Regions from separate parts of the Homo sapiens genome. Here region 2 is linked to region 1. The links are chromatin contacts, found by Hi-C or POLR2A ChIA-PET in ENCODE. All regions are on one chromosome and are shown on one strand. The core of a region is the stretch at or near the end of the contact, and the rest is flanking DNA. Distances in the headings are between cores, read along the strand shown.

Region 1 (5,885 bases), core at 2,490-4,989:
TAATTTTTGTATTTTTAGTAGAGATGGTGTTTCGTCATGTTGTCCAGGATGGTCTCAAACTCCTGACCTCAGGTGATCTGCCCGCCTCGGCCTCCCGAAGTGCTGGGATCACAGGTGTGAGCCACCGCGCCCGGCCCCAAAAATATCTTAAGGAAATTTTCAACATTTTCATTCCACTCCTTTGTGTCACAGTTCCACGGAAATCTGCAGTGACCACGCCCAGTCAGAAGGCAGCAAGAAGGAGCTTTCTGCTAGAATGTCTGTGTTCCCCTCTTCGATGGGCTGATTTTTTCCTATGCATTCTTCTATCTACATAGGCCCAACTAAAACTGTGACACTATAATCATTATAACAATTATGTTGATATCGGGCTCTCCGACTCTCCTACTTTTTATACAGTCAAATATTATTATTATTTTTTTGAAACAGGGTCTTGCTCTGTCCATCAGGCTGGAGTGCAGCGGTGAGATCTCGGCTCACTGCAATCTCTGCCTTCTGGGTTCAAGAGATTCTCCTGTCTCAGCCTCCCTAGTAGCTGAGATTACAGGCACCCACCACCATATCTGGCTAATTTTTGTATTTTTAAATAGAGACGGGGTTTTATCACATTGGTCAGGCTGGTCTCAAATTCCCGACCTCCGGTGATCCACCCACTTCAGCCTCCCAAAGTGCTGGGATTACAGGCATGAACCATGGTGCCCAGCCTTTATATTAAAATTTAAAATGAGGCCGGGTGTGGTGGCTCACACCTAGAATCCTAGCACTTTGGGTGGCCGGGAAGCAGGCGGATTGCTTGAACTCAGGAGTTTGAGACCAGCCTGGGCAACGTGGCAAAACACTGTTATCTACCCAAAAAAAAACAAAAACAAAAACAAAAAAAACAAAAAATTAGCCGGGTGTGGTTGGTTGCGCACGCCTGTAGTCCCAGCTACTTAGAAGGCTGAAGCAGGAGAAGCGCTTGAGCCTGGGAGGTGGAGGTTGCAGTGAGCCAAGACGATGCCATTGCACTCCAGCCTGTGCAATAGAGCAAGCCTCTGTCTCAAAAAATATATATATATATAAATATATATATATAAAATTTCAAATGAACTTATTTCAGTTCTGGGCCCCTAAGCATGCAGTTGGGAAGGTTGCTGAATCAAGAACTTCCAGATCTGAGAACAGTTAACTCACATGAAAAATTAGTCCCAAAACATTCAAGTTCATTCTATGAAATTTTTGGTGGAAAATGGCAGTGAAAAATCTATGGTAAATCTATAGGACGATTAAGATAGTGAGAAAAATTAAAGAAAATCCTAAGCCTTCCATTGCAAAGTGAGAAAAATCAAGTCAAGTGGAAGAGAGATACTGGCCTCATCCATTTTTCATTTCTGTGGGTGCCATAAAAAAAGAGAGAGAGAGAGAAAAAAAAAAACTCTGAATCCCTGAGAGCTAATTAAATGAATGTACCCATTAAGAAATCTTGTCTTGGTTGGGCACGGTGCCTCATATCTGTAATCCCAGAGTTTTGGGAGGCTGAGGTAATAGGATTGCTTGAGTTCAGGTGTTCAAGACTAGCCTGGGCAATATAGTGAGACTTTATATCTTCCCCTAACCCCCCCAAAAAATTAGTGGGGTGTGGGTGGGTGGTTGGCACAGGCCTACCATCTCAGCTATTCGGGAGGCTGAGGTGGCAGGAAGTTAAGGCTGCAGTGAACCCTGTTTGTGCCACTGCACTCCAGCCTGGGTGACAGAGGGGGGGATCCTGTGTCCAAAAAAAAGGAGGGGGCGAAGAAATCTTGTCTTTCCTTTTCTAGTTGGGATGAGGAAAAATTAAAAAATATATATGTAAATAAAGAAAGAAATCTCGTTTATATTGCTTTAAAACTGCTAATTAATTTAGACTTTGGGAAAGAAGGAAAAGAAGCCCACAAGCTAAATTTTGTTTCACTGTTTCTTTTCTTTTTTTTCTTTTTTTTTTTTTTTCTGAGGCAGAGTTTTGCTCTTGTTGCCCAGGCTGGAGTGCAATGGCGCAATCTCGGCTCTCTGCAACCTCCGCCTCCCAGGTTCAAGCCATTCTCCTGCCTTAGCCTCCCGAGTAGCTGGGATTACAGGCATGCACCACCACGCCCGGCTAATTTTGTATTTTTAGTAGAGACAGTGTTTCTCCATGTTGGTCAGGCTGGTCTGGAACTCTCGACCTCAGGTGATCCGCCCGCCTCAGCCTCCCAAAGTGCTGGGATTACAGACGTGAACCACCGCGTCCGGCCCACAAGCTAAATTTTGAAGTATTAGATCCTTTCTTAAACTTTTGCTCTTCGGATTGTCAATGTCAAAGATAGTTTCCAGGGGGACCAAATTGGCCCCAAACTGTTATTAAATAAGCCTTAACTTTTATTGCTGCGCATTTCTTCTGAAATCAATTCTGACTGCTTACGTGGTTAGAAAAATAGTTTCTGCTATTGAATATAAAACTCAAATTATCCATGGCTATGCAATAAACTTCAGAAATAAATGGACAGCAGTGCATTTATGACCCAGGTATAATCTCACATTTTTATGCAAAAATACAGATTAAATAAGGAGAGTGTAATTTTCAGGAAAATGATTATTTATGTGGATACTCACCAGATATGCAGAAATCTTACCAGTTCTGATTTTGACCTGCCATGGAATCTGAAGTCATTCGCCTTTTTTTCCCCCCAGAGGTAAAAAAGTTATCTCTACTTCAAACCATTTCCTTCTTCCTAAATAACTAGTAATTGCTTTTTCATTTACTATGATAACTCAAAAACGTTGTTCAAAAATATCCTGCAAAATTTGCATTATAGAGAAACGACTCTGCAGGCGTCTGTGTCGATAATGAGGCTACACTTAGGAGGCGTGAGGGTACTGACTATGCAAATGAGCGATTTCTCCATTAGGAATTCCCATCCCCAAATCTGGGCCGAAGGAGAGACACCGAGCGCGGCCAGGGACTCACATGGTGCACTGGAGCCAAGGGGTTTCGGGAAGGGCCAGCGCGCGGGTCTCTCTAGAGCCCTCTACTCATGCGTGGGAATTCCAGATTCCTTCCCTGGGAAGGAATCTTCACGTATCTCCCGGCACTGTCCTCAGTGACCTTCAGCCACTCGGCATCACTTTCCCTGTCTTTGAAAACTCCGAGAGAAGCAGCCGCCACCTGCCTCAGGCCAAGGCAATAAACCCACATCACACCGCCAGTCTGAGCCCTGCAGGAAGGGGTGCACAGCGGCCTCCAGAGCGCTTTCTCCCCAGCTCTGTTTCTGCAGGCTCGGCCGCGCGAACGCTGAGGAGGGGATCGGAGGCCCGCAAGGCTCAGACCCCGCGCCCCGCGGGGGTCGCACAGGGGTCGGGCGGGGGAGGGGAGCGGTGGCTGCAGGGCCTCGGCCCTCCCCGGGGGAGGGGCCTGAGCACCGCACCGCCCCCCTCCTCCCTGCGTCTTCTCCCTCCCACCCCCCGCCCTTTTCCACCCGCCCCCGCAGGAGGAAAGGGAGAGGGAGGGGGAAAAGAAAGTGCTGTTTTGTGGAAAGGGGCGGAAGGCGGGGGAGAAAAAGGGAACAGAAACATGGCGGTCAGGTCTTGGGACGGCTGCGCCGCGGGCAGCTCCTAGGCGACGCGCCGCCCGCACTGTCCGACGGCTCACAGCGCGGAGGCACCCGCGCGGGCCAGCGCTCCGGCCATCGCCCCTGGCTGTAGGCGGCGCCCCTCGGAGACCCTGCCCGCGAGGCGGCGCAGGCGCAGACCGGACTGAGGCGGCGGCGGCCGCTGGAGCTAGTCCCCCGCCCTGCCCTGCCGAGCGCGCCCAGTCCGCGAATCCGGTGCTTTCTTGCCCCAGGAAGAAGCCGTGTCGGGGCTGCGCTGACAGAGGAGCAGGCAGCAGGTGAGGCTGCGGCGCGGGGCCTTTGGCGGAGGAAGCCTGCGCCGTGCCCTCGCGGGGCCTGCGCTGCAAGGCTGGGAGGGCGCGGGACAGGTAGAGCCCGGAGGGCTGAGTTCCGAGTGGCTGGCCCGCGGGGGGTCGCCGAGGAGGCGGAGAGTGGCCGCGGCTGGCGTTCGTGGCCTAGTTTCTCCGCGGTTTCCGGGGGCGGGGAGTCCCCGGATCCTGCGGGATGCAGTCGGGGAAAGGCTGCCCCTGAAGAGCCTCCCCGCGTCGCCCGCCGGGCCCATGAGAATCGTTTGCGTACAAGCGCGAGGGGTCTGGGCCCGGGGGACCGCCGGGGCGACGGCCGCTTTGGTGGGGGCCGGGGTGCGGAGGGAGCAGGATCGGGGCTTCCCAGAGGGGGTCGAGGCTGAGAGAGCGGAGAGCTAGAGCCAGGGGTGGCGGGCAGTCTCGAGAGGAGTCGGGGGACTGAGAAGTGTCGGGGACAACGGGGAGGAGGGGGACCTGGGCAGGTGTCTCTGGTGAATTGAAGACATTTCCTTCTCTGTCTTACGGTGGCCGATCCTCAGGGCTTCTTTGTCGGGGATGACTTTCTAGGAGGGCAGTATCCTTTTAACTCTGGAGTGACTAAACACAAAACCAAGGAATGAAGTCCTAAGGCTGACTCCTGTAAAGAGCTGTAACTTTTTCTGTTTTAAGAATGCTGTCACGTCTTTTTTTTTTTCCTCCCCTTTTCTGCTTGATAGACCTTTTCCCTCTCGAAGACCGTCTTTTATCTGCACTAATAAGGAATTACCCAGTTTTTAAATAGTACCGCCTCCTTCTCCCCTTATGTATGTTTGTCACACGGGAAAATTTAGGGTAGTTACCGCGGGTACTTGTGCAAATTTGAGGGAAAGTGTCATTTCCAGTAGTGAACCCTCAGCTGTCTCTTTGTGCCTCCGAGATACTGTCAAGCGTTGTAGCCTGAGAAATTGACCCACTGAGCCTGCTTAATTGTGTGCAAACCCGTGTTGAGGCGTTCTTCCTAGGCCCTAATTTACGTAGGAATAGGTTTTCCCTTCCGGTCTGTGTATAATGAGAGGGGAGAACGTTAGTGCTAAGGCGCTAAGTTCTGGATAAATACTTGATTTGATGTGATAGTGTGTATTACTCTATCAGAAATGCAGAGCGTTGTATGATTTTTCTGTGTACACGCGATAAGAGCAATATTAGTTGCAAAAGGAAGTTTTCATCTTTGAACATTAAAGGTATCCTTTATTCTTGATCACTATAGCATGCAAAAAAGAAACTATATTTTCTGTCCTGTTCTTTGTATTACTGTTAAAGAGTTGGTAAACTGCCGTCTTGCTGTGAGACTGGGAAGTCGGCAATGAAGTTAGATTTGTATTCATGAACATGATCTGCCTGTCATATAGGCTTGCTTTGACTTGTTTTTTTTTTCAGTAGTGGCAAAGGGTTTTCTGCCACTCAATCCACACTTTCCTCCGCATTGGTATCTCCGTTGACCATTTTGCAAAATAGTTTATTGAGATTAGGGGTCTGATCTTTTGTATAACCTGTTGTAGTGAACTGATCATATGCGACTTGACTTTGGCCAATAGTACCTCGTGCAGTGTACAGTACTACTATTTAGACTTACTGATTTGGGTAATAGAAAAGCTATGATGTTAGAAATGTTGTCGTTGTATATTGGAGAAATTTTGAAGTTGCATATTGGAGTAATTTAGTCCTGTATGCTTTGTAAATGAGTGCATTCTATTGTCGAGAGTAAATACAGTATTTTGTAGTATAAACTTAAGCTTTTAGCTGAAGAAATTGGCAGCATAGTTGGAGTGTGGAGACTATTCTTAAAACGCAAATGTTTTAAATTACAAGGAACTGTAGTGGTGTGTAGGCTGTAACAATTCCTGGTGCCAAATTTGGGAGATTATTTGGTTGAGCTACTTTCTATAAAGAAACATATTAAGTATCTGCAATAAAAGTGGATTTGTAGCTATACACAAGG
Region 2 (5,885 bases), core at 1,187-3,686, 180 kb after region 1:
AATAGAGACGGGGTTTTGCCAAGTTCACCAGGCTGGTCCCGAACTCCAGACCTCAGAAGAGCTGCCTGCTTTGGCCTCCCAAAGTGCTGGGATTACAGGCATGAGCCACTGCATCCGGCCAGGAACATCTTTTTAACAGCAACTTTCAATCTTTTTAGTCTGAGGACCCCTTTACACTCTTAAAAAATATTGAGAACACCAGAGAACTTGTGGTTTATATGGTAACATCAATAGTTACCGCATTAGAAATTTAAACAGACTTTTAATACCAAAGAATCACAAGCACATATTCCATTAGCTGTCGGAGAGATAATGACATCACACATCATGTATCCTCTGGGAAGTTCCAATGTACACTGGTAAGAGAATGAAAATGAAAAGAAAGGGAGGAACCACACTTTGAGAATCTCTGGCATATAAAATAATGGTTTTTTAAAAATACCATTATATTTTGATGAATATGGATATATTTCCAAGTAAACTGTTGTTGGAAGAAGTAAAATATTGACTACAGGGAAAATTCTATTGCTGAACAGTTGGTGTAGCATTTTGAGACACAGAAATTAACTGATGTATCTTTCTTCTGTGGCTGTGGGAAACATCCACCCCAACCGCCCTTCGTTTTTGAGATGGAATCTCGCTCTGTCACCCAGGCTGGAGTGCAGTGGCGCGATCTCGGCTCACTGCAAGCTCCGCTTCCCGGGTTCACGCAATTCTCCTGCCTCAGCCTCCTGCGTAGCTGGGACTACAGGCGCCCGCCACGACGCCCGGGTAATTTTTTGTATTCTTTTTTTAAGTAGAGACGGGGTTTCACCATGTTAGCCAGGATGGTCTCCATCTCCTGACCTCGTGATCCGCCTGCCTCGGCCTCCCAAAGTGCTGGGATTACAGGCATGAGCCACCGCGCCCGGCCCTCAACCGCCTTTCTTAGGTGGCCAGCTCACTCCGGGTATCCTGTAGGTCTGGGTAAATCAACCCTAGGGGAAGGTAAGAGTGTATCTTCTACTTGGGTTCTGGAGGGCAGTGGAATTGCCCGTAAAGCAGGAGGAAGGGATAGAGGTTGGGACAAAGATGAAAGGAGGAGTGTGGTTTGGCCCCTGGGGGACAAACCTGGATTTTCTAGAGACTAGGAGAGGCGGCGGGGCTTGCAGTTTTTGTCAGTGATGGAGATCTCTGGGGACTTGCACATGGCTGTGTGGGTACTGGTGGGCAGACAAACACTTGGTGCAGAGGACACTGAAGCACCACCCAGGGTCCTGCTGGGCAGTCAGGCCCAGAGAGAGGGCAGACCCTGGGGAGTTGCTGGCCTTTAGGATACCCTGCGGGTCCGAGCAAGACGTCCTAATGACAGTCACCAATGGGCTGCTGCCCAGGGCCTCTTCTGCCGCTGTCCTGACCTAGAATCCTACAACCTTTCAAGGAAGGAGAACGGGAGCCACCACATACACACAGAGGGTGGCTTTCCTCTAGGGATCCTGGGAACCAGATTGGCTTTCATTTACAAACCGCAGAACAGTTACAGAAGCAAAAGAAGGTAGTTATGACTGGATCTGAGGACATCTTGCCTGAATTGAATTTCCAGCTCTGTCACTTGCTAATAGAAGCCCCTCACAGGGTCTCTGCTGGGCACACTAAATGAGTGATACATGGAAACTCTTCAGACAGCACCTGGCATGTGTATGTTATCTATCACCTCTTGAACCTCGATATCTTGGAGATGTCATAACTGCCACACTACATCCTCTGCAGTTTGGGATGGCTGACGTTTGACCCTTTGCCTAAGTCCCCATATCGAAGGCTAGATTAAGCCTTAACGCTGGAGCCAAGGGGAGGGAGGGCAGGAACGTACTCTAAATAGAAGTGCTCCCCCGGGGACTGGGCGGCCCAACCTGCTCCAGCAGCCGGGAAGGTCTTCCTGCCACAGTGACCGCAGCGAGTGGCGTCCGGCCTCGGAGGGACTGAGGGCACTTCTCTGGTGTAAGCACTGGCGTCCAACGCCGGACGCAGCAAAATCGCTGCAAACTCTGGGTCCAGAGAGGTCCAGGTCCTCCCGGGTTTCTTTTTATTTTAAATTTTTTTCCAGGGAGAGTTCTGGCGCTCCTTCAATCGGGGGAGGCTGCGAGTCTGAGCCAGGAGATGGGCGTGGGCAGGCGTGGGTAGCACCATCGAGGCCCTGGCCACCTGCCGGGTGCTGGGTAGTCTGGAAGAGTCTGGAGCCCGGTCTCCGCCTCCAGGCGCCCCACCCTGGACCCCTCCTCCACGCGGGTCCCGCCCCACGGTGGGCGTGGCTTCCAGGGGGAGGGGCCGGGGAGGGTCTGCGAACGAGTAACCTCCCGCAGGCGAGGCGAGGCGGGGCGGAGCGCGGGAGGCCAGTTGGGAGGCGCACATCCGGCGGTTACCCGGTGCTTCATAAAGCCGCTTTCGCCGCTGGCTGTCGCCGCGTTTTGCCTCCGCAGCAGCTCTGGGCTCTTCTCAGCTGCGCGAGCAGCTGCTCCAATGCCCCGGAGTGGCCATGGGCGCCCCGCACTGGTGGGACCAGCTGCAGGCTGGTAGCTCGGAGGTGGACTGGTGCGAGGACAACTACACCATCGTGCCTGCTATCGCCGAGTTCTACAACACGGTGCGGGGCGCGGGAGCGGGGAAGGCAGGCGGGCCAGCGGGAGGGGGCTGTTCCCGCGCCGCAGCGTCTGGAAGCTGGACGTGGGTCTCTGCGCGCATCTGGGGGCATTCTCTCCAGGGGCTGAGTCAGTCCACACCCCCTCCTCGGCGCGCTCCTTTCAGTTCTCCATCTGTCCTCCTCTCCTGTCCCCATTCCCGACAGCTGGGCTCATCTTCCTCCTGCTGTCATTTGTTTTGTGATGGTCCTATTGTCTTGTTTGGCCCCCACGCGTCCAGGAACCAGGGGTCTGTGTCAGCCCATTCTCCTTGTTTGGGTCAGCTGGGGGCGGTGAACCTGCCGGGACAAGTCTCTTCCTCCCCTGGGATCTCTGTGGCGTGACGCACTTGGGTCGCATTGTGCTTTTTTGCCCTGAATACCTGCTCTCGGAGTGCTGGGAAGAGCACGCCCCCCGCAGGTCCCCGCGGCTGGGGTCACTCCCACCAGGCAGACTTGCCCCACCCCCAAGAACATGCCTATAATGGTCGAGTTATTTTTGGTCAGAATCAAGTTAATTACTACTTGTTTTTTTTTCTTGCCTTTAGTGTCCTGTCTTGTGCAAGCCGCTAATTCAACTCCCCCAGGACTGTGCTTTCTCCAGTTCTGAAGTCTGAGGGATGAAAGGAAAGTTTGGGAGTGATAATGTGCGGGTTTTGGATTTGCCTAGGTCCCTAGATAAGGGTGAGCAGAAACTTCCCCATTGCAGAATCCTGTGTGATTTTAGTTCTTGTGGTAGGGAAGGGTTGCAGCTGGGAGAGGAAATGCCTCTTATTTTGTGTATGTCCATGGCTCAGAATCCTGGTACAGAATGTGAGACTTTGCGTGGTCATTTCTGTGGCTTATCTTTTCACCGCCCAAACAAGGGAAACAGGAACTCCTGGTTTGGGTCATTGTGAATTTGAGGTTGTTGTTTAGGACTTTTCCTTTTGGATTTGCTAGAGAGAATGTCTTCAGCAGGAGTCAGGTGCTTACTGCCTGCAGGAATCTCAGATGATCTAGTCCCTGTCCTTTTATTCATCTGATGAGAAAACTGGGCTCTTGAGGAGGGAGCTGTCATGCTCACATTTCTGGCATGGCTGGGGCCACAATCCAGAAGTCTGGGCCCTTCCTTCCCTCAGTGCTGAAATCCATGGCTGGCTTCCACACAAACACTCCTGCTCCTTTTTTTATGATTAGGTTGGTTCCTTAAGAAAACCTAAGGCTGGGCGTTGTGGCTCACACCTGTATTCCTAGCACTTTGGGAGGCCAAGGCAGGTGGATCGCTTGAATCCAGGAGTTCGAGACCAACCTGGGCAACATGGCGAAACCTCATCTCTACAAAAAAATACAAAAATTAGCTGGACATGTGGCACACACTTGTCGTCCCAGCTACTTGGGAAGCTGAGGTGGGAGGATCACCTGAGCCTGGGAGTTGAAGGCTGCAATGAACTGAGATCGCGCCACTCCACTCCAGCCTGGGCAACAGGGTCTCAAAGAAAACCTGGCCCTCTGCTGACCACAGATACTGTGAAAGACAGTGGAAGTGGCCATGACTTATGTATTGCATAACCTCCCAGAGCATGCTGTCAGGGGTAAATAGTTGCACACAGAGGATGGGCTGGAGTAGTTCTGGGTACTTTCAATAAGGAGAAACACCAGTGGTAACACAAGCTGTCCTTTTGTAAATAAAGAATATAGTGAAAGAGTAAGGATTTCACCAGAGTTCAAGAAGAAAAGACAGCTTGATGACAGGTTCTCACACACTTAGCAAGATTATTCTCTGTGCAGCCTGGGGTCTACAGAGAGGGTCAACCTTGGTTATTTTGGCCAAAAAAGCTAGTGTATGGCTTCTCTGAGTCTGTCTTGAAAAGTGTCATAGGGCTGGATGAAAGGGAGAGTTTGTCTTTACTTTTAATCTAGTCCCATTGGAGCCGTTACTCTATGTAGTGAGTGCTAAAGTCTTTTTCAGAAACTAACTGTTGATCTTCAGCTGCATTGTCTGGCTGATGAGCCCAGCTGGCCCATCTGACAAACTTTATTCCTTGGAATACTCATAAACCACAAAATTTGCTCTGGCAAAGCAGAGAGCGTAAGGTGTCAGAGAATAAGGTCATTGCCTAACTTTGTTGAGTGTAGGTCCAAAGAATTTAGCAAAAAACGTTTCTTCCCCTCTGTTGCTATTTAAAAAAATTTTTTTTTGAGATGATCATGCTCTGTTCCAGGCTTGAGTGCTGTGGTGCGATCTTGGCTCACTGCGACCTCCACCTCCAGGTTCAAGCGATCCTCCCAAAGTGCTGGGATTACAGGCGTGAGTCACCATGCCCGGCCTTCTTCCCCTGTGTTCTTACGTACTACTTATATTTTGATGCTTATCACAGGACATTCCCATGCTTATCTTACTCCTGTGTTGAGAAAGACAGTAGACTGTTATGTGGTGATAAATATCGTCTTAAATCCTCATAATAAGGCAACAGGTCTAATTACCCAGTTTATAGGAAACTCATAATCATTACCAGTTTTGAGAAAAAGTTGGAGGAATTGACAATGTTAAATCAGGAGAAGACCGGGAGAGGGATCTAGAACCTTCTTAATGGGTCTTAGGGGTAGCACATCACTACTACACCTTCAGATACTACTGTCTACCATTACTTAATTGCTATGTGTTGAAGCTCTGCTGGGTACTGTATACTCATTCTAGACAATGGGTGCTATTTATTATATCCATTTGATAAAGATGGAAATTGGGGCCTAGAGAGTTTATGTAACTTGCTGTGGTCAAGAGCATAGCACAGCTGAAGTCAGAACTTGGTCCATTTGACTCTACCAAGAGAGTTATCTTGAAGCTATAAGTGCCACTGTAACTAACTTAGATTTATCTATTTGGCATAGAATAGATATTTATTATTTAGTCATTCCATAACTTAAAACTCCTGTCTTGGGATCATTTTATCTCTAGGATAAAACTCATACTTTTTGATAGGAAAAAAGTTTATTTAAAGTAGTTTGTAAAATTACTGTTTATTGTAAAAGTAATATGATCATGGTAAAAAATTTAGAGTATGTAAGTTGTAGAGTGAAAAATAACCTTCTGTATCTTTCTAGATATTTTCTAGGCATATAAAAAGCACATGTATCTGTGTGCATATAAAATACGCATGTATAAGGCTGGGGGCAGTGGCTCATGCCTGTAATCTCAGCACTTTGGGAGGCTGAGGCAGGCAGATCATTTGAGGTCAGGAGTTTGAGACCA

Evidence for each region. Hi-C counts contacts between places; a loop is a spot of excess contacts on that map. ChIA-PET counts read pairs that join two places held with the same protein, here RNA polymerase II (POLR2A). Pooled maps may share reads with other maps.
Region 2: a loop to region 1 is called in a map of CD8-positive, alpha-beta T cell, with 13 times the contacts of the local background. The contact joins the promoter of ACER2 here to the promoter of DENND4C in region 1. A Hi-C loop is called at or near these places in 7 of 168 maps with a recorded cell type or tissue (B cell, CD4-positive, alpha-beta memory T cell, CD8-positive, alpha-beta T cell and 3 more), 11 of 37 single-sample maps with no recorded cell type and 21 of 50 pooled maps. POLR2A ChIA-PET finds 5 or more read pairs at or near these places in 6 of 52 experiments (GM12878, H1, MCF 10A and 2 more).

Annotation. Positions count from the first base shown.
Region 1 is chr9:19,226,954-19,232,838 of GRCh38, forward strand. DENND4C (DENN domain containing 4C) reads left to right here and starts at 3,740. Exons shown (of 33, transcript NM_001330640.2): 1 at 3,740-3,880. RefSeq lists enhancers at 2,898-3,147, 3,532-4,038, 4,039-4,544 and silencers at 3,178-3,477, 3,558-3,927, 4,148-4,287.
Region 2 is chr9:19,406,573-19,412,457 of GRCh38, forward strand. It overlaps ACER2 (alkaline ceramidase 2), which reads left to right and starts at 2,437. Exons shown (of 6, transcript NM_001010887.3): 1 at 2,437-2,620. The coding sequence starts at 2,513. RefSeq lists enhancers at 1,407-2,264, 2,265-3,120, 2,533-2,682 and a silencer at 2,143-2,432.